Linked DNA regions of Homo sapiens: region 2 is linked to region 1. A link is an interaction called in ENCODE POLR2A ChIA-PET data of the cell type or tissue named here. Cell type or tissue: GM12878. All regions are shown on one strand. Links, peaks and the distances in the headings refer to the core of each region. The heading gives the core; the rest is flanking DNA.

Region 1 (11,281 bases), core at 844-3,343:
GATGATGTTTTTGTATATTAAAAAAAAAAGAGTTTTAGATGTTTTAGTATCTCTTATGTAGAAAGTGTGATTCTCTTTCAATTTAATGGATTTTATAGGTTCTAAATTGGGTTAGGGAACAACCTGAAAAGGAACCGGAATTGCAGCAGTATGTGCCACAACTGCAAAACAACACCATCCTCCGCCTTCTGCAGCAGGTAAAAATAAAAAAATAAAAAAAGTTTTGTGATGTTATGTGCTCATCATGAAACTAAAAACTGGAAAAATCTAGAACTGCCTAGGAAGTGAGAACCTCCCCAAGTTCTGCCCCTGGCAAAAATTAGTCTATTTATTAATTTGAAAATCAGAATTATTATATTTACATATTTTGTAACGGACGCTTTTGTTTTTTGGCTGAACACTGTCTTTGGGCATTTTTCCTTGTTAGTAATGTAGGGCTACCTTATTCCATTTAAGGTACTGTGGTGTATTTATTCAGACTCTCTTGATGAAAACCTGTATTCCTAGATTTTTTTTTTCCCTGTTAGAAATCTTGTAGCATTGAGCATCTTTCATACATGTATCTTTGCATACTTCTATTACTTTCTGTGGCATAAGAAGTGGAATTAGTCATAGGGTTTATGGATTTAAAGCTTTAATAGCTATTCAGAAGCCTGGATTAATAGACCCCCCACCATGAGTGAATGAGACAGCCTTTTCATATATTTTAGTCCAGGGGCTTAAGTCAGTAAGTGCTCCCATTTTGTTTTCCATTTGTTGCATTTGGGAAGGAGGGCGTTTTATTATATTTTCATCTCAGTATTTGTGCACATTTCATTGACCTGCTTTCTTTTATGTGAGTAGTGTTATTTCTTATGTGCTATACAAATAATTGAAGGCTAATTAGCAGTATAACTATAAATAGTAATGCTGCCAGTCTCCTTCAGACAAAAATTCTATAAGAAGTGTTTAAATATATTCGGTAAGTAGCAGGTTTTTAGGCTTTTTTGTTTTACAACAACTAGGATTTGAAAAGATTATAGGTTTGAGGAATAGTATGATAATGGTTCTCAAAGCATGGAGTTTAGAGTCGATGGTCTGGGATTAGCATTCTGGCTTTAACAATGTACTGCTAACATAAATTCTCTGGCATAATTTCTACTTCCCATGACTGTCATGAGATTGCACATAAAAAGTGCTGAATAAACAGTGGCTAGTGTTATTAACCCTTTGTTTTCTATGCAGGTGTCACAGATTTATCAGAGCATTGAGTTTTCTCGTTTGACTTCTTTGGTTCCTTTTGTTGATGCTTTCCAACTGGAACGGGCCATAGTAGATGCAGCCAGGCATTGCGACTTGCAGGTAGGTATGTGCTGTAAGGAGACAGGAGAAGGCCCTTGAGGGCTAGAAAGACACATACCTTCTGTTTCTCAGCTTTTGGTACAGTGATACCATTTTAAAGTTTACTGAGTGAACTTTTCCAGCTTTTGTATATGACATTCTTCTGTTACTTTTTGACTTCATGCTTACTTGTGGATTTAACCATTGATAATTTAATTTTCAAAGGTTCGTATTGATCACACTTCTCGGACCCTGAGTTTTGGATCTGATTTGAATTATGCTACTCGAGAAGATGCTCCGATTGGTCCTCATTTGCAAAGCATGCCTTCAGAGCAGATAAGAAACCAGCTGACAGCCATGTCCTCAGTACTTGCAAAAGCACTTGAAGTCATTAAACCAGCTCATATACTGGTATGCATCTTCCCGGGGAAATAAATCCCAGAAGTTTTGAGGGACTCTTAACGCCATGCCATGTCTTTTACAAAAAGGTTTGAGACAATATCTGAGAGAAGGGATTTATGATATGTTTCCTATAGAATTGTACTTGGTAGTTTTGTTATTTGATCAAATACACAAATCATTGAGCTTTCTTCCATTGAACAAAATACTACTCTGTGTAGGTAATGTAATAGGGTGGATTATGTTACAGAAACAACAGAGTGGACATAGGATTCCTCAAATAGTGAAATACAGTGACTGGATTTTTCCCTCCTGCTTAAGTTATTTCTTTTTTTTCTTTTTTGAGATGGAGTCTCACTCTCACCCAGGCTGGAGTGCAGTGATGCCATCTCGGCTCATTGCAATCTCTACCTCCTGGGTTCAAGCAATTCTTGTGCCTCAGCCTCCTGTGTAGCTGGGACTACAGGCACGTACCACGTGCACAGCTAATGTTTTGTATTTTTAGTAGAGATGGGGTTTCACCATGTTGGCCATGCTGGTCTCAAAGTCCTGGCCTCAAGTGATCCACCCGCCTTGGCCTCCCAAAAGTGATGGGGTTACACGCATGAGCCACTGCCTGTAACAAGTTATTTCTTGTATGTGAGCTCTGTTAATGAACACCTAAGGTAGGTTTGGTGCAGAGAAAAGTTGTCTTATCTAGGAGAGCTTCTTTAGCTGCGTCATTGCTATTAAAAGACTGAATAGGAGCAACACCATAGCATTTAATACCGAAAACAAACAGCTTGGATAGTGTCATCTTCCATTATCAAATGCAGATACATAGAAAGGCAGTACATCAGGATTATTTTGTAATTTCTTTGATGCCTAATACCAGAGAATGTTAATTTTGGTCATGTAAAAAAATTCATTTGTTTTTGAAGCAAGAGAAAGAAGAACAGCATCAGTTGGCTGTCACTGCATACCTTAAAAATTCACGAAAAGAGCACCAGCGGATCCTGGCTCGCCGCCAGACAATTGAGGAGAGAAAAGAGCGCCTTGAGAGTCTGAATATTCAGCGTGAGAAAGAAGAATTGGAACAGAGGGAAGCTGAACTCCAGAAAGTGCGGAAGGCTGAGGAAGAGAGGCTGCGCCAGGAAGCAAAGGAGAGAGAGAAGGAGCGTATCTTACAGGAACATGAACAAATCAAAAAGAAAACTGTCCGAGAGCGTTTGGAGCAGATCAAGAAAACAGAACTGGGTGCCAAAGCATTCAAAGATATTGATATTGAAGTACGTAGCATCTTAGTTATTAAAAAATTAGTTTTATCCAGGTATTTTGTACTCTTAGAACCACAGTCCTTTACCATTTGTTGGCTTACTGGGTTATTTCATGCATTTTGGTACAGCTGGTCATGACTAAATCTGTGAGTAAGCATATGTTTATTGCTCTGTGAAGTTTTGTGTTTTTTTTGAGACGGAGTATTATCTTGTCGCCCAGGCTGGAGTGCAGTGACGTGATCTCAGCTCACTGCAACCTCCGCCTCCCGGGTTCAAGTGATTCTCCTGCCTCAGCCTCCCAACTAGCTGGGATTACAGGCGCCTGCCACCATACCTGGCTAATTTTTGTATTTTTAGTAGAGACAGGGTTTCACCATGTTGGCCAGGCTGGTCTTGAACTCCTGACCTCAAGTGATCTACTTGCCTCAGCCTCCCAAATTGCTGGGGTTATAGGTGTGAGCCACCACACATGACCTGTTTCATAGACACCTTATACACATAGCCTGAAGGTAATTTTGTACACTATTTTACATAATTTTGTGCATGAAACAAAGTTTTGAATGCATTTTGACTGACCTGTCACATGGGTCAGGTGTGGAATTTTACACTTGTGGCACCATGTTGGTGCTCAGAAAGTTTTAAAATTGGGAGCATTTCAGATTTTGGGTTTTTGGATTAGGTTTGCTTACCCTATTTAGTAGAGTCTGGGTAGATGTAGGTTGGAGTAGTGAGAAAAGGATGTATGGATATTTTTTTCCTTATGGTCAAATGGAAATAAGGCTATTGTATAATATTTTTACATTTCCTAAATTATCACCCATTGTAACAATAAAAGCAATGTAGGATTTTATTCTAGAAAGCAGTGAGTTATGTTAGGCATTGCTTGTTTCTCTTTATTAACAATTGTGCATTTGTATTACCTTTCAGGACCTTGAGGAATTGGATCCAGATTTTATCATGGCTAAACAGGTTGAACAACTGGAGAAAGAAAAGAAAGAACTTCAAGAACGCCTAAAGAATCAAGAAAAGAAGGTAAATGAAAGGGTTGGTAAACCTTTAACATACCAAGTTAAGAGAGATTTTTTAAAACTACGTGTGTTTTCGTGTCATTCAGATTGACTATTTTGAAAGAGCCAAACGTTTGGAAGAAATTCCTTTGATAAAGAGCGCTTACGAGGAACAGAGAATTAAAGACATGGATCTGTGGGAGCAACAAGAGGAAGAAAGAGTAAGTTTTTTATTTAATTGTAATATTTTTAGATTGTAATAAAATCCTCTGCCAGTAATGGAACCAAGGATTCAGAATTGCTTTATTTTGTATTCTTCTGCTAGAAATGGTGCTCTAATGGCTGCCTATGAACAGATTGGTAGAAAGAGGGAAAATTTCACAATAGAGATTACAAACGAAACTTGGAAAACAAAGGACAACTGAAAAGCCCATTTTATAAAAAACTGCTTTATATACACTTTAAATGGGTAAATTGTATGGCATGTTTATACATCTCATAGTTTTCATTTTACTTGCAGAATTGTGCAGCCATCTCCACAATCTAATTTTAAAACACGTCTCAAAAAGAAGTTCTAAACCCATTAGCAGTAGTCATCCCTATTCTTCCCCACCACCCCAGCCCTAGGCAACCGCTAAACTACTCCTTTCTCTAGATTTGCTGATTCTGGACATTTTATATAAATGGAATTGTGTACTGTGTTGTCTTTCGTGACTAAACAGGTCATTCCATAGTTTTGTTAACTTATAGTATATTTTATATTTACCTAATGATACAAAAGCATGGTTTACAAATGCTTACGGCACCAAATATGTAATAAAAGTGAGTAAGCAGATCTACTTTAAAAAAGTAACCATAAGCAGGAGGCAAACATCGGTGTAGGGTGTGATAGGAGAATGCAGCCTTTTCTTGGTTTAATCTGATTGTTGTCCCTTGGAGATTAATGGGCCTAGGATTGCCAGCCCTTCCCATTTTTTTTTCTGGAAAAGTTGGAATTTTTGTGATAATTCTCTTAACATGTAAATAATTAAAAACTAATTAGAAAAGTGCTGCAGACCAAATTGGGTTGATTTGGAGCCTTCAGTTTTTCATGTAGGGTAGAAAAGAAATAGCCATATATCATCTTGCATTGATTTCCAGGTGTTTTTAAGGATGAAAATGCCTTTAAAAATTAAACCATGGTGTTTGTTGTTACCATGTCATATTTATTATTTTATTTTATTATATATAGGCACACCTTGTTTTATTGTGCTTCACTTTATTGTGCTTTTGTGTTACCCAGGCAGGTCTCAAAGTCCTGGGCTCAAACGATTCTCCTGGCTGGGCCTCCCAAAGTGCTGGGATTATGGGTGTGAATCACACCTCCCCCAGCCCCCCATATTATTATTATTTTTATTCTTATTTCTTCTTTTACATATTAAAAGTTTGTGGTAACCTTGCATTGAGCAAGTCTGTTGACACCATTTTTCCAGCAGCATGTGCTCATTTCATGTCTCTGTCACATTTTGGTAATTCTCAAAGTATTTAATACTTTTTCATTATATTTGTTGTAGTGATCAGTGATCTTTGATGTTACTGTTGTAATTATTTTGGGGTGCCACGAACCACACTCATAGAAGGCGGTGAACTTAATCTGTAAATTAAGTCTCTTCTGACTGTTCTACCGACTGGCCATTCCCTTACTCTCTGTCTCTCCCTGTCCTTGACCCTTCCTATTATTCCCTGAGACACTAATATGTATATATTTATTTGAGACAGAGTTTCATTCTGTCGCCCAGGCTGGAGTGCAGTGGCGCAATCTCGGCACACTGCAACCTCTGCCCCCGCCGGGTTCAAGTGATTCTCTGGCCGCAGCCTCCCAAGTAGCTGGGATTACAGGCGCCTGCCACCATGCCCGGCTAGTTTTTGTGTTTTTAGTGGAGATGAGGTCACCGTGTTGGCTGGGCTGGTCTTGAACTCCTGACCTCAAGTGTTCTGTTCGCCTCAGCCTCCCAAAGTGCTGGGATTATAGGCGTGAGCCACTGTGCCCAGCTCCTGAGAGGTAATATTGAAATTAGGCTAATTAACAATTCCACAATGGCTTTTAAGTGTTCAACTGAATAGAAGAGTCACCTGTCTCACTTTAAATCAAATGCTAGAAATGATTAAGCTTAGTGAGGAAGGCATGTTGAAAGCTAGGCCTCTTGCACTAATCAAGTTGTGAATGCAAAGGAAAAGCTTTTTTTTTTTTTTTGAGATGGAGTTTCGCCGTTGTTGCCCAAGCTGGAGTGCAATGGCGCAATCTCAGCCCACTGCAGCCTCCGCCTCCCAGTTCAAGTGATTCTCGTGCCTCAGCCTCCCGAGTAGCTGAGATTACAGGCATGTGCCACCACACCCAGCTAATTTTGTACTTTTTTTTTTTTTTTTTAATTAGAGACGGGGTTTCTCTATGTTGGTCAGGCTGGTCTCAAACTCCTGGCCTCAGGTGATCTGCTCATCTCGGCCTCCCAAAGTGCTGGGATTACAGGCATGAGCCACCGTGCCTGGCCCGGAAGAGTTCTTGAAATTAAAAATGCTACTCCAGTGAACACATAAACAGTGAGAAAGTGAAACAGCCTTATTGCTGATATGGAAAAAGTTTCATTGGTCTGGATCAAACCAGCCACAACATTCCCTTTAGCCAAAGCCTGATCGAGAGCAAGGCTATAACTCTCAACAGTTAATAATACAAATAGCTGAGAGAGGTTAGAAAGCCGCAGAAGGCCAGGCCTGGTGGCTCACGTCTGTAATATAAGCACTTTGGGAGGCCGAGGAGGGCAGATCACTTGAGGTCAGGAGTTTGAGACCAGCCTGGCCAACATGGCAAGAACCCGTCTCTACTAAAATTACAAAAATTAGCTGGGCGTGGTGGCAGATGCCTGTAATCCCAGATACTCAGGAGGCTGAGGCAGGAGAATTGCATGAACCTGGGAGGCAGAGGTTGCAGTGAGCTGAGATTGCGCCACTGCACTCCACCCTGGGCAACCATGGGAGACTCTGTCTCAATCAATCAATCAATCAATAAAGGAAGCTGCAGAAGAAAAGTATGAAGCTAGCAGAGGTTGGTTCATAAGGTTTAAGGAAAACCGTCTTTATGACATAACAGTACGATGTGAAGCAGCAAGTGCTGATGGAGGAGCTACAGCAAGTTATTCAGAAGATTTGGCTGAGATAGTTGATGAAGGTGGCTACACTTAAACAACAGACTTTCTTACTTTTTTGAGAGACAGGGTCTCACTCTATCACCCAGGCTGGAGTGCAGTGGCGTGATCTCAGCTCCCTACAGTATCTACCCCCTGGGCTCAAGTGCCCACTTCAGCCTCCTGAGTAGCTGCGACCACAGGCATGCACCACCATGCCTAGCTTTTTTTTTTTTTTTTTTTTTGTATTTTTAGTGGAGACAGGCTCTCCCCAGGCTTCCCAGGCTGGTCTCAAACTCCTGAAGTCAAGCAGTCTGCCTGCTTCAGCCTCACAAAGTGTTGGGATTACAGGGGTGAGCCATGGTGCCCAGCCAATAGATTTTCAGTGTAGATGAAACGACCTTCTGTTGGAAGAAGATGGCCAGCTAGGTCTTTCATACCTAGAGGGAAGTCAGTGCCTAGCTTGAGAGCATCAAAGGGTATGCTCACTGTTTAGGGGTTAATGCAGCTGCTAACTGGAAGTTGAAGCCAATTCTCGTCATTCCAAAAATCCTAGGGTCCTTAAGAATTATGCTGCATCTACCCTTTCTGTGGTCTGTACATGAAAGAACAAAGCCTGAATGACAGCATATCTGTTAATAGCATGGTTTGCTGAATATTTTAAGCCCCCTGTTGAGACCTACTGCTCAAAAAAAAAAGTTTTCAGAATATTGCTGCTCATTGACAATGCATCTGATCGTATGACAGCTCTGACAGTGATGTATAAGAGAGATTAATGTTTGTTTTCATGCCTGTTAACACAGTATGCATTCTGCAGCCCGTAGATCTAGGAATAATTTTGTCTTTCAAGTCTTATTATTTAAGAAATATATTTCATAAACCTGTAGCTGCCATAGTGATTCCTTTGGTGGATCTGGGCAAAGTACGTTGAAAACCTGCTGGAAGGAATTCTTTATTCCAGATGCCATTTGTGATTCGTGGGAGGAGGTCAAAATATCAGCATTAGAAAGAGTTTGGAAGAAGTTGATTCCAAGCCTCATGGATGACTTGGAGGGGTACATGAGTAGAGTGGAGAAAATAATTGCAGATGTGGTGAAAACAGCAAGAGAAGTAGAGTTAGATGTATAGGCTGGGTGGGGTGGCTCACACCTCTAATCCCAGCTCTTTGGGAGGCTGAGGTGGGCAGATTGCATGAGTCCAGGAGTTTGAGACCAGCCTGGGCAACATGGTGAAACCCTGTCTCTACAAAAAAACAGGAAAATTAGCCAGGCATGGTGGAGTGTGCCTGCAGTTCCAGCTACTTGGGAGGCTGACTGAGGTGGGAGGATGCAGAGGTTGCAGTGAGCTGAGATGGTGCCATTGCACTCCAGTGCTTGGGTGACAGAGACAGACCCTGTCTTAAAACACACACACACACACACACACACACACACAAAACCAAAAAAGACTATAACCTGAAGATGTGACTGAATTGCTGCAATCTCATGATAAAGCTTGGATGGGTGAGGAGTTGCTTCTTATGGATGAGCAAAGTAAGTGGTTTCTTGAAATCTCCTGGTGAAAATGCTACGAACATTGTTGACCTGACAACAAAGGATTTAGAATATTCCATAAGTGTAGTTGATAAAGCAGCAGCAGGGTTTGAGAGGATTGGATCAAATTGAAATTCTACTCTTGAGTTAAAAACCGTCAACCAGTGCCACATGCTAGATGAATCTTTTGTAAGAGGTTGCAATCAGTGTGGCAAACTTCATTGTTACCTATTTTAAGAAATTATACCATAGTCACCCCATCCTTTAGTATCTGCCATGCTGATCATTCAGCAGTCGTCAACATTGAAGCAAGACTCCACTAGCAAAAAGATTATGACTCATTGAAGGCTCAGGTGATCATTAGCATTTTTTAGCAATAAAGTATTTTTTGTTTTGTTTTCTTTGAGAACAGGAGTCTCACCATGTTGTCCAGGCTGATCTTGCACTCCTGGGCTCAAGTGATTCTCTTGCCTCAGCGTACTACTGCATCTGACTTACAGTATTTTAAAATTAAGGTTTGTACATTGGTGTTTTAGACATGCTATTGTATACTTAATAGACTGCAAACTTCTATATGCATCGGATAACCAAAAAATCTGCGTTGCTTGCTTTATTGCAATATTCTTTATTGTGGTGGTCTAGAACCAAACCTGCAGTGCCTCCAAGGTGTGTCCGTGTATCATAATTTTTCCTTTATAAAGTTCCTGGTATCATGGGGCTAAATGAAAACTGTCTCTCCTAAATGCCTCAGGATTACTTTGTCTACCTCTTGCCCGTAATTGCCTTCTGGGGACCTATTGACATGGATGTAGTTAACGTTTTCATTTTTATGGCATGACAGAAGGGGCAGTGGAGCAGCTTCTAATTTTTCAAGAGTATTTCTCAGTAATTTGGGGTTAATGAGTAAAAAAAAAAGTGCATTGAAATTTCACAATATTTGTACTTGCAGATTACTACAATGCAGCTAGAACGTGAAAAGGCTCTTGAACATAAGAATCGAATGTCACGAATGCTTGAAGACAGAGATTTATTCGTAATGCGACTCAAAGCTGCACGGCAGTCTGTTTATGAGGTGAGCTTGCTGATTTTTGGGAAATGTTTATTCATGAGCTTTCTAGTATTGGCCTAAGGGTTCTCCCTTAACAAATTGGTATATTCTTTATTGAGTTACTATGTGTAACGGTCATTCAAATAATAGAAATTTTTGGATGATATTTCATAAGCAAAACAATCATCAAAATTGTTCTAAAGGTGAAAGTTGAATGCATAATTTAATACAAGTTTTGTTTACTGTTTTTGTTAGAAATGAAAAAACTAGATCAAAATGTCCTGGGCTTAGATTCTAATTTGACCATTGAATTATTTTGTATAAAGACAAACCCACTGGAGGTAGGTAATATCAACAATTTAAATGTTTTAAAATTTGGCCTGCTGACAAGTTAATGGTCATTTGGAAGTTAGAGTTTTTGTGCTGAGAGGTTGCTTTCGATGATTCTGATACACTTGAGAGTCTTTTGTAAACCTAATAGCTTTCTGCGAGTTTGTTGCTCTTGACAAAGTGTGCCCTTTTTGGGTTGGGGGTTACTTCGATTGCAGGAAAAACTTAAACAGTTTGAAGAGCGATTAGCAGAAGAAAGGCATAATCGATTGGAAGAACGGAAAAGGCAGCGTAAAGAAGAACGCAGGATAACATACTATAGAGAAAAAGAAGAGGAGGAGCAGAGAAGGGCAGAAGAACAAATGCTAAAAGGTACACAGGTCAAACAGGATTGGAGGGGTGCTAATGCAAGGTTGGTGTTAAGATCTAGTTTTTAGTGATCTTATGTAGAAAATACAGGAATCAAGGTAATTGGCCTTTTAGCACTGTAATTAACTGGATCTCAGAACCCAGTTTGCTGTATGTGAAGTTGTTACATCGTCTGCCAGCATTTCCCCACACATTTGATGTTCTTCTAGAAATTAATACTTTTTTTAATCACCGTATTCTGTGTATTAACATTTATTGAGGAATACATTCCAGATGATGGCTGTTAAATGATGCTATATCTGGAATCCCAGATTGCTCAGGGATGGGGGAGGGATTCTAGTATCTTATTACAAAACTATAGTTGAGGGGTGTAGTACTTATTTTCTTGACTATGTTCTGTCCTGTAGCTGATTACAAACTATTTTCAAATTCTTTTACTTGTACATTATGCTACCTGTTTAATACCAGAAAAGTGGAACTAGCACTAGGGGGAAGATATGGCTGGGAGGCACACTTAGTAACCTAATCAATGGTCTAGAGCGGGAAGAGAGAGAGCGCGCCGAACGAGCAAAACGCGAGGAAGAGCTACGAGAGTATCAGGAGCGGGTGAAGAAATTAGAAGAAGTGGAAAGGAAAAAACGCCAAAGGGAGTTGGAAATTGAAGAACGAGAACGGCGTAGAGAGGAAGAGAGAAGACTTGGCGATAGTTCCCTTTCTAGAAAGGTGAGTATAGGGTTTATTGATTTTATTTTGTTTTAATGTGACTTTTTTTTTTTGGTTGAGGCACAGTCTTGCTCTGTCGCCCAGGTTGCCCAGGCTGGAGTACAGTGGTGCAATCTCAGCCCCCGGGTTCAAGTGATTC
Region 2 (11,281 bases), core at 4,596-7,095, 71 kb after region 1:
CATCTAAATATGGAAATTTAATAACCATACTTGATATAACTTTATCTGCACCACTCCAGAGAGAACATTAGTCTTGGTATTTGCAATTTTACAGACATTAGGGGGCTGGTACCAAAACGTTGGTTCATGAGTTTGAGGGTCTGAGGTGACAGAAGATGCTTCATTGTTTGGTTGGTTGTTGATAGAATCATAGAACGTGAGAGTTGGGAGCCTTAGGTGGGATTTAGGTCAGAGATCTTCACATGGGGTCTATAGGCTCCTAAATTATAGGTTAAATTGTGCTTACGTGTGTATGTGTGTGTGTGTGTGTGTGTGTTCATGTTCCCTAGAAAGAGTGTTCATTGCTTTCATCAGATTCACAAAGGGATTTGTGACCACCAGAACACTAAGAACCCAGAGCTGGGGCCAAGCCTCTCAATTGGGGGTGGAGATAAATGGACCCCGAGGAGAAGGTATGCCCAAAAGAGCCCCTCAGGTCATTGTCCAAAGTGGTGCTCAACCTCAGGTGTCCAGATTCTGGGCTGGGGATGTCTTCCTTTAAGCCAGGGGTTCCCTAGCCTGACTGAGCATCAGAACCCCCTGGGGGACTAGCCAGCCACCTGATTTCCTGGGCTAGCTCCAGACCTGCTGAATCAGGGAATGTGTGAGCCCCAGGATCCTGTATGGCTAACAAGCTCCCTGGGTGGTTCTAATGCCTGTCACCAGAACTGGTGCTGGGACAAAGATCTGGGTCCATCATTCAAGAACATGTTCCAAATGAGTGGAGGATAAAGGAGCCCTCTTCGATAGGGATGGGTAAGTAAGTATTGTGAAAGGAAAATAAATCTCAGGACCCTAAATCACTAAGCCAAGGGAAAAGTCAAGCTGAGAACAACGTTAGGCAAACCTGCCTCCCATTTATTCTTAAATAAGATAGCCATACAGATAGAAAAGCTACATACCTCCTACATAATTTGCCTGCAAGGAAATTCCTTGTGGCCTTCAAGATCTTTACCATAAACCAGTTCCGTTGAATTTCACCCTGGCAATGTAAACTGATAGCTTATCTTCACAGGTGTGGGACAGAAAGTCATCTCTCTGCTCACCTGAGACAAATGCGTATCTGATTGCTTCCTCTGCTGATGTAAAATGCAGATTCACTGAGCCAGACTAAACTGTATCCAGTGAAAGGCTGATCAAAGACTCGAAAGAAGACAACCTTTTGTCTCTTATCTACCTATGACCTGGAAGCCCTCCCGCTTCGAGTTGTCCTCCCTTTCTGGACCAAACCAATGTACATCTTACACATATTGATTGATGTCTCATGTCTCCCTACAATGTATAAAAGCCCGCTGTATCCTGACCACCTTGGGCATGTGGTCATCAGAACCTCCTGAGGCTGTGTTGTGGGTACGTCCTTAACCTTGGCAAAATAAGCTTTTCTATATTGATTGAGATCTGTCTCAGATATTTTGGATTCACAGTGTGTCCTTACAGGCATTTCCGAGATTACTTTCATGTTTGGTGAATTGCTAGAAGGACTCATAGGGCTCAACATACAGTCATACCTATGGCTAGGATTTATCACAGCAAACCGATACAAAGAGAAATAGTAAATGGAAAAAATGCGTTGGACAAAACCTGGAGGAAACGAGGTGCAAGCTTCTAAGCGTCCTCTCCCAGCGGAGTCCATAGGATATGCTTAATTTCTCCAGCATCAGACTGAGAGAACAGGTGTGAATGTTGTAAACTGGGGAAGCTTGTCTGTGCCTAGGAGTCCAGGGTTTTTATGAAGGGTCAATTTCATAGGCACTCTTTGCCTAGCATGTATCAAATTACCAGACCCTCAGAAGGAAAGCAGGTGTCTAGCATAAACCACATTGTACAAACATTTAAGCATTCCCTAATTGACAAACTGATTAGCCCGTCTTAACAGTTAGCGAATAGGGAAAATACTCCCCAAATCCAAGTTCCCAGATACCAGCCCAGGGACAGTCTTTCAAGCAGCCCTTTCTAAGGACAGAAGTCTCAGGCCTGCTGTGTGAACCTTTTCTGTACAGTGGGGATGCCAGCTCACTTGACCACAATGAGGCACTATGCCATCAGCACTCTGGTGGGACCACCAAAGGATGGCCAGGTGTATCGACACACCTGTGTCTGCTGCAGACAGGGGACCACAGCAACTATATGTTGTGCAGCTCCTGGAAATCTGGTGTTCCTGTGACATCCACCAAACTGGGTTCTCTGCTTCTCGATGTCACCAGCCTCCCACTTAAAGTTCAAGATGTATTTGTTTGACCAATCCAAGATGAGAACCTGGCATTTTTTTGCTTCTGCAGTGGGGGTTGGGCTCTGTCTCCCAGCAAGGCTCATAGATGAGTGTATTAGTTTTCTAGGGATCTCCTAGCAAGGTACCACAGACTGGGTGACTTAAGCAACAGAAATTACTTTTCCCACAATTCTGGAGGCTAGAATTCCAAAATCAAGGTGTGGGCAGGATTGGTTTCTTTTGAGGCCTCTCTTCTTAGCTTGTAGATTGCCATCTTCCCTCCCTGTGTGTCTGTCTTAATCCTTCATCTCCTTCTCCTTTTTTTTTTTCCATTTAAAAAATTGTAGTGGAATACACATAACAAATTTTAACATTTTAAACATTTTTAAGTGTACAGTTATATCAACGTATTAATTTGGCATAAAAGTAATTGCAGTTTTTCCCATTAAAGGTAATGGCAAAACAGCAATTACTTTTGCATCTACTATTACAGACCTTCATAATGATGTGCAAATATCATTACCATCTACCTCCAGAACTCTTCATGCTGTAAAACTGAAACTCTATACCCATTAAACACTAACTCCCTATTCTCCTTTCTCCTGAGCTCTCTGAGCCCTATGTTTTCTTCTAAGCATCTATAGTTTTAGGTCTTACATTTAGGTCTTTGATCCATTTTTTAGTTAATTTTTGTATATGGTGTTAGGTAAGGGTCCAGTTTCATTCTTTTGCTTGTGGATGTTCAGATTTCCCAGCACCATTTGTTGAATAAACTGTCTTTTGCCATGGAATGGTTTTGGCACCTTTGTCAAAAATCAGTAAATCCAGCTGGGCAGGGTGGCTCATGCCTGCAATCCCGCAACTTTGGGAGGCTGAGGTGGGTGGATCACCTGAGGTCAGGAGTTTGAGACCAGCCTGGCTAACATGGTAAAACCCTGTTTCTACTAAAAATACAAAAACCAGCCAGGCATGGTGGTGGGCTCCTGTAACCCCAGCTACTCAGGAAGCTGAGGCACGAGAACCGCTTGAACCCAGGAGATAGAGGTTGCAGTGAGCCGAGGTCCCGCCACTGCACTCCAACCTAGGCGACAAGAGTGAAGCTCTGTTTCAAAAAAAAAAAATTAATAAACCCCATGTGAGGGTTTATTATTTCTGGGCTCTCTATTCCATTGGTCTATATGTTATCTTTATGCCAGTTCCACACTGGTTTGATTACCATAGCTTTGTAGTAAGTTTGAAATCAGGAAGTATGAATTTTCCAGCTTTGCTGTTCTTTTTCAAGATTGTTTTGGCTGTTCATGGTCCTTTGAGATTCCATGTGAATTTTAGGATGGGGTTTTCTATTTCTTTGAAAAACATCATTAGGATTTTGTTAGGGATTGCATTGAATCTGTAGATTGCTTTGGGTAGTATTGACATCTTAGTAGTAGTAGTTTTCCAATCCATGAATGTGGGATGTGTTTCCATTTATTTATGTCTTCTTTATTTTATTTATTCACTTATTTTTATTATTTTTTTTTTGAGACAGGGTCTCACTCTGTTGCCCAGCCTGGAGTGCAGTGGTGCAATCATGACTCACTGCAGCCTCAACCTCCAGGGCTCAGGGAATCCTCCTACCTCAGCCTCCTGAGTAGCTGAGACTACAGGTGTGTGCCACCACGTCTGTCGCATTTTTGTATTTTTTCTTTTTTGTAAAGATGGGGTTTCACTATGTTTCCCAGACTGGTCTTGAACTTCTGGGCTCAGGTGATCCTTTCACCTCAGCCTCCCAAAGTGTTGGGATTATAGACATGAGCCACCGTGCCCAGCCTATGTCTTCTTTATTTCAGCAATGTTTTGTAGTTTTCATTCTACAAATCTTTCACCCCCTTGGTTAATTCCTAAGTATTCTATTCATTTTGTTACTGTTGTACATGGAATTGTTTTTGTAATTTCCATTTCAGATTGCGCATTGTTAGTGTTTAGAAATGCAACTAGTTTTTGTGTGTTGATTTTGTATCTTACTACTTTGCTGAATTCATTTATTAGTTCCAGCTTTTTTTTGGGTGAAATACTTAGGGTTTTCTACATATGAAAATCATATCATCTCTGAACGGAGATAATTTTGCTTCTTTTTTTTTTTCCAATTGGATGTTTTTATTTCTTTTTCTTGACGAATTTCTCTTGCTAGAATTTCCACTGCTATGTTGAAGTGGCAAAAGTGGGCATCCTTGCCTTCTTCCTGATCTTAGATAACAAGCTTTTAGTCTTTTACCATTGAGTATGACATTTGTTGTGGGTTTTTCATAAATGGGTTTTATTATATTGAGGTTTTTTTTTTTTTTTTTTTTTTTTAGACGGAGTCTCACTCTGTTGCCCAGGCTGGAGTGCAGTGTACTCTTGGCTCACTGCAGCTTGTGCCTCCCAGGCTCAAACAATTCTCTGACTTCAGCCTCCTAAGTAGCAGGGATTACAGGCATGTGTCACCATGCTTGGCTAATTTTGTATTTTTAGTAGATACGGGGTTTCACCATGTTGGCCAGGCTGGTCTCGAACCCCTGACCTCAGGTGATCCACCCACCTTGGCCTCCCAAAGTGCTGGGACTATAGGCATGAGCCACTGCCCCTGGCCAACTGAGGTATTTATTTATTTATTTTTTGCATTCCTACTTTGTTGAGGCTTTTTTTTTTTTTGTCATGAAAGGCTGTTGAATTTTGTCACATGCTATTTTTTCTGCATCAATTGAGATGATCATGTGGTTTTTTTCCCCTTCATCCTGTTAATGTTGTATGTCACATTGGTCAATTTTTGTATGTTGAACCATCCTTGTTTGAGGACTAAATCCTACTTGGTTATGGTGTATAAGGCTTTTAATAAGCTGCTGAATTTGGTTTGCTAGTATTTTTTGACAATGTTTGCATCCATGTTCATAAAGGACATTGGTCTGTAGTTTTGTTTTCTTGTAGTGTCTTTATCTAGCTTTGGTATCAGGGTAATGCTGGCCTCATACAATGAGTAAAGAAGTTTTCCTTCCTTTTCAATTTCTTGGAAAAGTTTGAGAAGGATTGTTGCCCTTCTGTAAATGTTTGATTGAATTTACCAGTGAAGCCATCAGGTCTACCAGGGCTTTTCTTTGTCAGGAGATTTTTTGATTACTGGTTCAATCTCCCTCTCCCTCTTTCTCCTCTCCCTCCTTCCCCCCTCCTTCCCTCCCTCCCTCCCTCCCTCCCTTCCTTCCTTACTTCTTTCCTTCCTTCCATAGTCTCACTGTGTAGCCTAGGCTGGAGTGCAGTGGTACAATTTCGGCTCATTGCAACCTCCTCTGCTTCCTGGGTTCAAAGCAATTCTCCCACTTCAGCCTCCCAAGTAGCTGGGACTACAGGCATGCAACACTACGCCTGGCTAATTTTTGTATTTTTTGGTAGAGACGGGGTTTTGCTATGTGGGCTGGGCTGGTCCTGAACTCCTGGCCTCATATAATCTCCCTGCCTGGGCCTCCCAAAGTGTTAGATTACAGGCATGAACTACTGTGCTCAGCCTAGATTTTCTATTTCTGAAAATAGAAATTTAGTATTGGTTTTTGTGTTTCTAGGAATTTGTCCATTTTCTCTAAATTATCTAATTTTGGGGTATACAATTGTTCATAGTACCTGCTTATAACCTTTTCATTTCTGTAAAATTTGTGGTAATGTTTTCACTTTCGTTTCTGATTTTAGTAATTTGAGTCTTCTTCTGTTTTTTTCTTAGTCCATCTATCTAAAGGCTTGTCAATTTTGTTGATCTTTCCAAAGAGCCAAATTTTGGTTTTATTGATTTTTGTTACTTAAGGATGGACTTCTGTCATTTTTATATTAGTTTTTGATATGCCTTATAGCTTTTTTAATCTCTCATTTCCTGTATGATAGCTTTATTTTGTGGTTAATTTTTTGTAGTGGAATGTTTAAATTCCTTTCTCATTTCTTTTTGTGCATTTTTTTTTTTTGAGACAGGGACTCACTCTGTTGCTCAGGCTGGAGGGCAGTGGCATAATGGCTCACTGCAGCCTTGACCTCCTGGGCTCAAGCAATCCTCCCACGTCAGCCTCCCAAGTGGCTGGGACCACAGGTGCGTGTTACCATGCCCAGCTAATTTTTGTACTTTTTTTTTTTAATAGAGACGGGGTTTAGGTATGTTGCCCAGGCTGATCTCAAACTCCTGGGCTCTAGCAATCCTCCTGCCTCAGCCTCCCAAAGTGCTGGGATTACAGGTGTGAGCCACCACACCTGGCCTTGTGCATACTCTATAGCTATTTTCTTAGTAGTTACGATGGGATTTGGTTACATTTAACATCCTAAAATTATAACACCCTAATTTGAATTTATACCTTATTAACTTCAATAACACACAAAAACTCTGTTCCTTTACAGTTCTAGCCCCACTCCTTTCAGTTGCTGATGTCACAGAACTACATCTTTACATATTGTGTGTCTAAAAATATAAGCCAATGGCTGTTTTAAATTCATCAGTTTCTTAAATTATGTAGATAATAAAATGTATGGCTACCAATCGAAGTTATAATAATACTAGCTTTTAGACTAATTTTTAAAAATGCAGTAGTCTCTGAAATCATGTAAAAAACAGATAAAGTTACATATAATTGTTACAACAATATATCTTTTATAATTGCACATATATTTACCTTTATTGAGACCTTTATTTCTTCACATGGCTTCAAGTTACTGTCTAATGTCTTTTCATTTCACCCTGCAGGATTCCCTTGAGCATTTCTTGCAGGGTAGGCCTAGTGATAACAACACCACTAGTGGATGCTGTCTTAATTTTTGTTTATCTGAGAATGTCTTAATTTCTCTTCACTTAACATTTTTTTCACTTTAAATTACACTTATTTCTTTTATTTTGAGTTAACACATAATTATACATATTTATGGAATAGAGAGTGATATTTTGATATATGTGTATGATGTGGAATGATCAAATAAGGGTAATTAGCACATCCATTACCTCAAACATTTATGATTTCTTTGTGTTGTGAACATTCAAAATCCTCTCTTGTATATAACAAATTATAGTTAACCATTTTCACCCTACAGTGCTGCAGAAGATCAGAACTCATTCCTTCTATCTAACTGTAATTTTGTATCCATTGACTAAAGTCTCCATATCCTTCCCTCCTCCTCCCCTTCCTAGCCTCTAATACCCACAATTACTCTATTCATCCTTTCTCCTTAACTTTTGAAGGACAATTTTGATGAATATAGAATTCTTGGTTGACAGTTCTTTTTCTTTTAGCACCTTGAATATATTGGCCCACTGCCTTCTGGCCTCCAAAGTTTCAGATGAGAAATATGCTGATAATCTTATTGAGAAGATCCCGTATGTGACCAGCCACTTATCTCTTCCGAAATTCTTTCTTCTTCTTCTTTTCTTTTTTTTTTTTTTTTGAGACAGGGTCTTATTTGGTTGCCCAGGCTGGAGTGCAGTGGCATGATCTCAGCTCACTGCAGCCTTGACCTCCTGAGCTCAAGCAATCCTCCCACCTCAGCCTTCCAAGTTGCTGGGACTACAGGTGCACACCACCACAGCCAGCTAATTTTTGTATTTTTTGTAGTGACGGGCTATTGCTGTTTTGCCCAGCCTGGTTTTGAACTCCTGAGTTCAAGCGATCTGCCTACCTTGGCCTCCCAAAATGCTGGGATTACAGGCATGTTCCACCATGCCCAGCTGAAAGTTTGATTGTAATGTGTCTCAGTGTGGGTCTCTTTGAGTTCATCTTACTTGGAGTTTATTGAGCTTCTTGGATGTTTATATTCATGTCTTCATAAAATTTGGGAAGTTTTCAGCCACTATTTCTTCAAATATTCTTTCTTCCTCTTTTTCCATCTCTTCTTCTGAGACTCCTACAATGTATATGTTGGTCCATTGTGTCCCAAAGGTCCCTTGGGCTCTGTTCACTTTTCTTTAATTTTTTTCTTTCTGTTCCTAGACTCCATAATTTCCTTTGTCCTGTCTTCATGTTCATTGATTCTTTTTTCTATCTGCCCAAATAAGTCTTTTGAGTATTTCTAGTAAATTTTACATTTTGGTTATGGTACTTTTTTTTTTTTTTTTAAGAGATGGATCTCACCCTGTTGCCCAGGCTGGAGTGCGGTGGTGCGATCTCAGCTCACTGCAAGCTCTGCCTCCTGGGTTCACGCCATTCTCCTGCTTCAGCCTCCCGAGTAGCTGGGATTATAGGCGCCCGCCACCATGCCCAGCTAATTTTTGTATTTTTGGTAGAGACAGGGTTTCACCATGTTAGCCAGGATGGTCTTGATCTCCTGACCTCGTGATCTGCCTGCCTCGGCCTCCCAAAGTGCTGGGATTACAGGTGTGAGCCACCGCGCCCAGCCCAGTTATAGTACTTTTCAGCTTTGAAATTTCTTTTTGGTTTCTTGTTTTCTGTTTCTTTATTGATTTTTCCATTTTGTTTATAGACCATTTCTTATAACTTTTCTACATCTCCTCTAGTTTTTGAGCATCTGTAAGACAGTCGTTTTGAAGTCTTTGTCTAGTAGATCTGCTACCAGGTGTTTTTCAGAGGCAGTTTCTGTTGAGTTACATTTTTCCTTTGAATGGGTCACAATTTCCTATTTCGTTGTATGCTTTGTGATTTTCATTTGTTGTTGAAAACTGGACATTTGAATCTAATAATATAGTAACTCTGGAAATCAGATTCTCTCCCTCCCCTAGGGTTTGCTGTTTTTTTATTTTGTCATTGTTGCTATGTATTTCTTTATTTATTTTCAGAATTACTGTAGGCTGTCTCTGTGCCAAGGATCAGCCTGAGGTGTAAACTTAAGATCTTCTCAGGTTTGTTTTTTTTTTTTTTTCTTGAGATGGAGTCTCGCTCTGTCGCCCAGGCTGGAGTGCAGTGGCGTGATCTCAGCTCACTGCAAGCTCTGCCTCCTGGGTTCATGCCATTCTCCTGCCTCAGCCTCTGGAGTAGCTGGGACTACAGGTGCCTGCCACCACACCTGGCTAATTTTTTGTATTTTTGGTAGAGATGGGGTTTCACCATGTTAGCCAGGATGGTCTCGATCTCCTGACCTAGTGATCTGCCTGCCTCGGCCTCCCAAAGTGCTGGGATTACAGGCGTGAGTCAGGTTTTTTTTTTTTTTTCTGAGCCTGTTTCTTTCCTTGGACATACATGGTCAATTTCTAATTTTCCCTGTATATCCAATTGCTTTTGAATGTCATAGGCTTTAATGTATGGTTTCCAAAAGGAAAACAGAAGAAAATTGAAGGGAAGGGGTGAAGGACACTGGCCCTTTAAGTCCCCCTGGAAGTCAATTCAGCCCGAAGGAGAGGGGCTTACAACAATGGGGGGAGGTGCAACAATGGCTGCCTGCCCCTTTGCACCTCTGTCATCAGAAGTGGCAATCAGCAATCAGAACACAGATCCTGAGATGTGGAGGCCAGGGTCAATGTTTGCTTGCCCTGGCTCCCAATAGCTATCTGCAGGTTGCTCCTGGAACAAATGTACAGCTGTCTGCCACAGAGCTGGGGTTGGGGGATGGTAGCTGCTGCTGTGCCAAAAGCTGAGGTTGACTGTAATTAACCACAATGTGCAGACCAAGCTTTCCCCTGGAAGTTGCAAGCTTCTGGTCACCTCCTATTTAAAATAGTCTCCTCCAATAGGCTCCTTTCGAGTCCCAAAATAGTTATGCAGGACAGATTCTGCCAGTGCAGTTATTGTCTAGGTGGAGGCAGCTTCCTTGTGCTCCCTATACTGACATCTTCCTGGAAGCCTCCTTCATTGTCTTTTTTTTTTTTTTTTTTTTTGAGACAGTCTCGCTCTGTTGCCCAGGCTAGAGTGCAGCAACCTCCACCTCCTGGGTTCAAGTGATTCTCGTGCCTCAGCCTCCTGAGTAACTGGAACTACAGGTGCATGCCACCATGGTTGGCTAATTTTTGTGTTTTTTTGTAGAGATGGGGTTTCACTTTGTTGCCCAGGCTGGTCTTGACTCCTGACCTCAAATGATCGACCCTCCTTGGCCTCCCAAAGTGCAGGGATTACAGGTGTGAGCCACCGTGCCTAGCCTCATCTTCTCTTCTTATAAGGGCAGCAGTTATATTGGATTGGGGCCTACTGCAATGACCTCATTTGACTTTAATTACCTCTTTACAGACCCTATCTCCAAATAAAGCCATATCCTGCAGTATTGTTGGGTAAGGCTTCAACATATGAATTTTGGGCAGATAGAGCACTCTGGCCAGGGCACCTGGAGACCCAGGGACTACAGAGTCATGCGACCTTCCTCGGCCTTCATTTCCTCATCTGCAAAATGGGAGAGGCAATCCCTGGTCTGCCTCCTTCACGGGATTGGGTACGGATGGGATAAAGGAAGCAGAGTGGCATTGCTAGGGCCTGACAGGTGTGAGAAAGTTCATGCTTCTTCTGGGGAATCTTTTGCAAGAAGGCCAAGATTTTGGGCTGTGACTGCCCCAGGCAGGCTAATCCCATGGGGCCCCTATACACTGACAACTCTTAGGTTCTTACACAACATGTATTTGGAGGAGAGTCTGATGTTGTGCACAGAATGAGTTGGTGGTGGTCCCACTCACACCCCCATCTCACCCACCCTAGGCACAAACTGCCCTCTGTGCTTACCGGAGTTTGTCCCTTCAAATGGCAAAAATGCACCTTTTGATTTTGAAGGGCAGAGGTTGCTACCTTCCAGCTGTGGTTTTCATGGTCTAGGGAGCAACCATTCCCATTGTTCACACTGAATGATGATGATTTGCTTAGAGTCAGCCTCCCGCAGTGGGAGTTGGGGAGACGGCCCTGTTCATGCTGCAGCTCCCCCGTCCAGGAGGGAGCCAGCACTCGGGGTTCGTTAGGTGAATGAATGAATTTCGATGAGACTGGCCCCATTTTGTCTGGGAGAGAGCTGGGAGCAGAAAGAAAGCAGTGAAAGCCCCTGGCCCCCGGGAGACCTGCCATGGGAGATGTGGGGCACGGGGCCTTTCCAGGATGTGTAGGCAGAAGCTGCTTCCGGTCTGCCTGTGTGGTT

Evidence for each region. ChIA-PET counts read pairs that join two places held together with the same protein. Peaks named below come from ENCODE experiments on the same cell type or tissue, not always from the same donor. Only the 100,000 strongest peaks of a DNase experiment are listed, where the experiment ranks them.
Region 2: POLR2A ChIA-PET joins it to region 1 with 6 read pairs; 3 of 35 experiments call an interaction of 5 or more read pairs at or near these places.

The regions. Positions count from the first base shown.
Region 1 is chr10:119,049,662-119,060,942 of GRCh38, reverse strand. EIF3A (eukaryotic translation initiation factor 3 subunit A) reads left to right here. Exons shown (of 22, transcript NM_003750.4): 9 at 99-197; 10 at 1,225-1,341; 11 at 1,546-1,731; 12 at 2,640-2,987; 13 at 3,903-4,007; 14 at 4,090-4,203; 15 at 9,622-9,744; 16 at 10,269-10,422; 17 at 10,958-11,142. SNORA19 (small nucleolar RNA, H/ACA box 19) reads left to right here and starts at 805; the gene lies at 805-932. In GM12878, for the core only: no CTCF peak of the experiment used is centred there; no DNase peak of the experiment used is centred there.
Region 2 is chr10:118,982,006-118,993,286 of GRCh38, reverse strand. The region is part of intron 2 of LINC03036 (long intergenic non-protein coding RNA 3036); the gene reads left to right. Among named protein-coding and RNA genes, the nearest start is that of LINC03036, 42 kb to the left of the region's middle. In GM12878, for the core only: no CTCF peak of the experiment used is centred there; a DNase peak (open chromatin) is centred at 5,856; H3K4me3 peaks cover 346 bases; H3K27ac peaks cover 687 bases.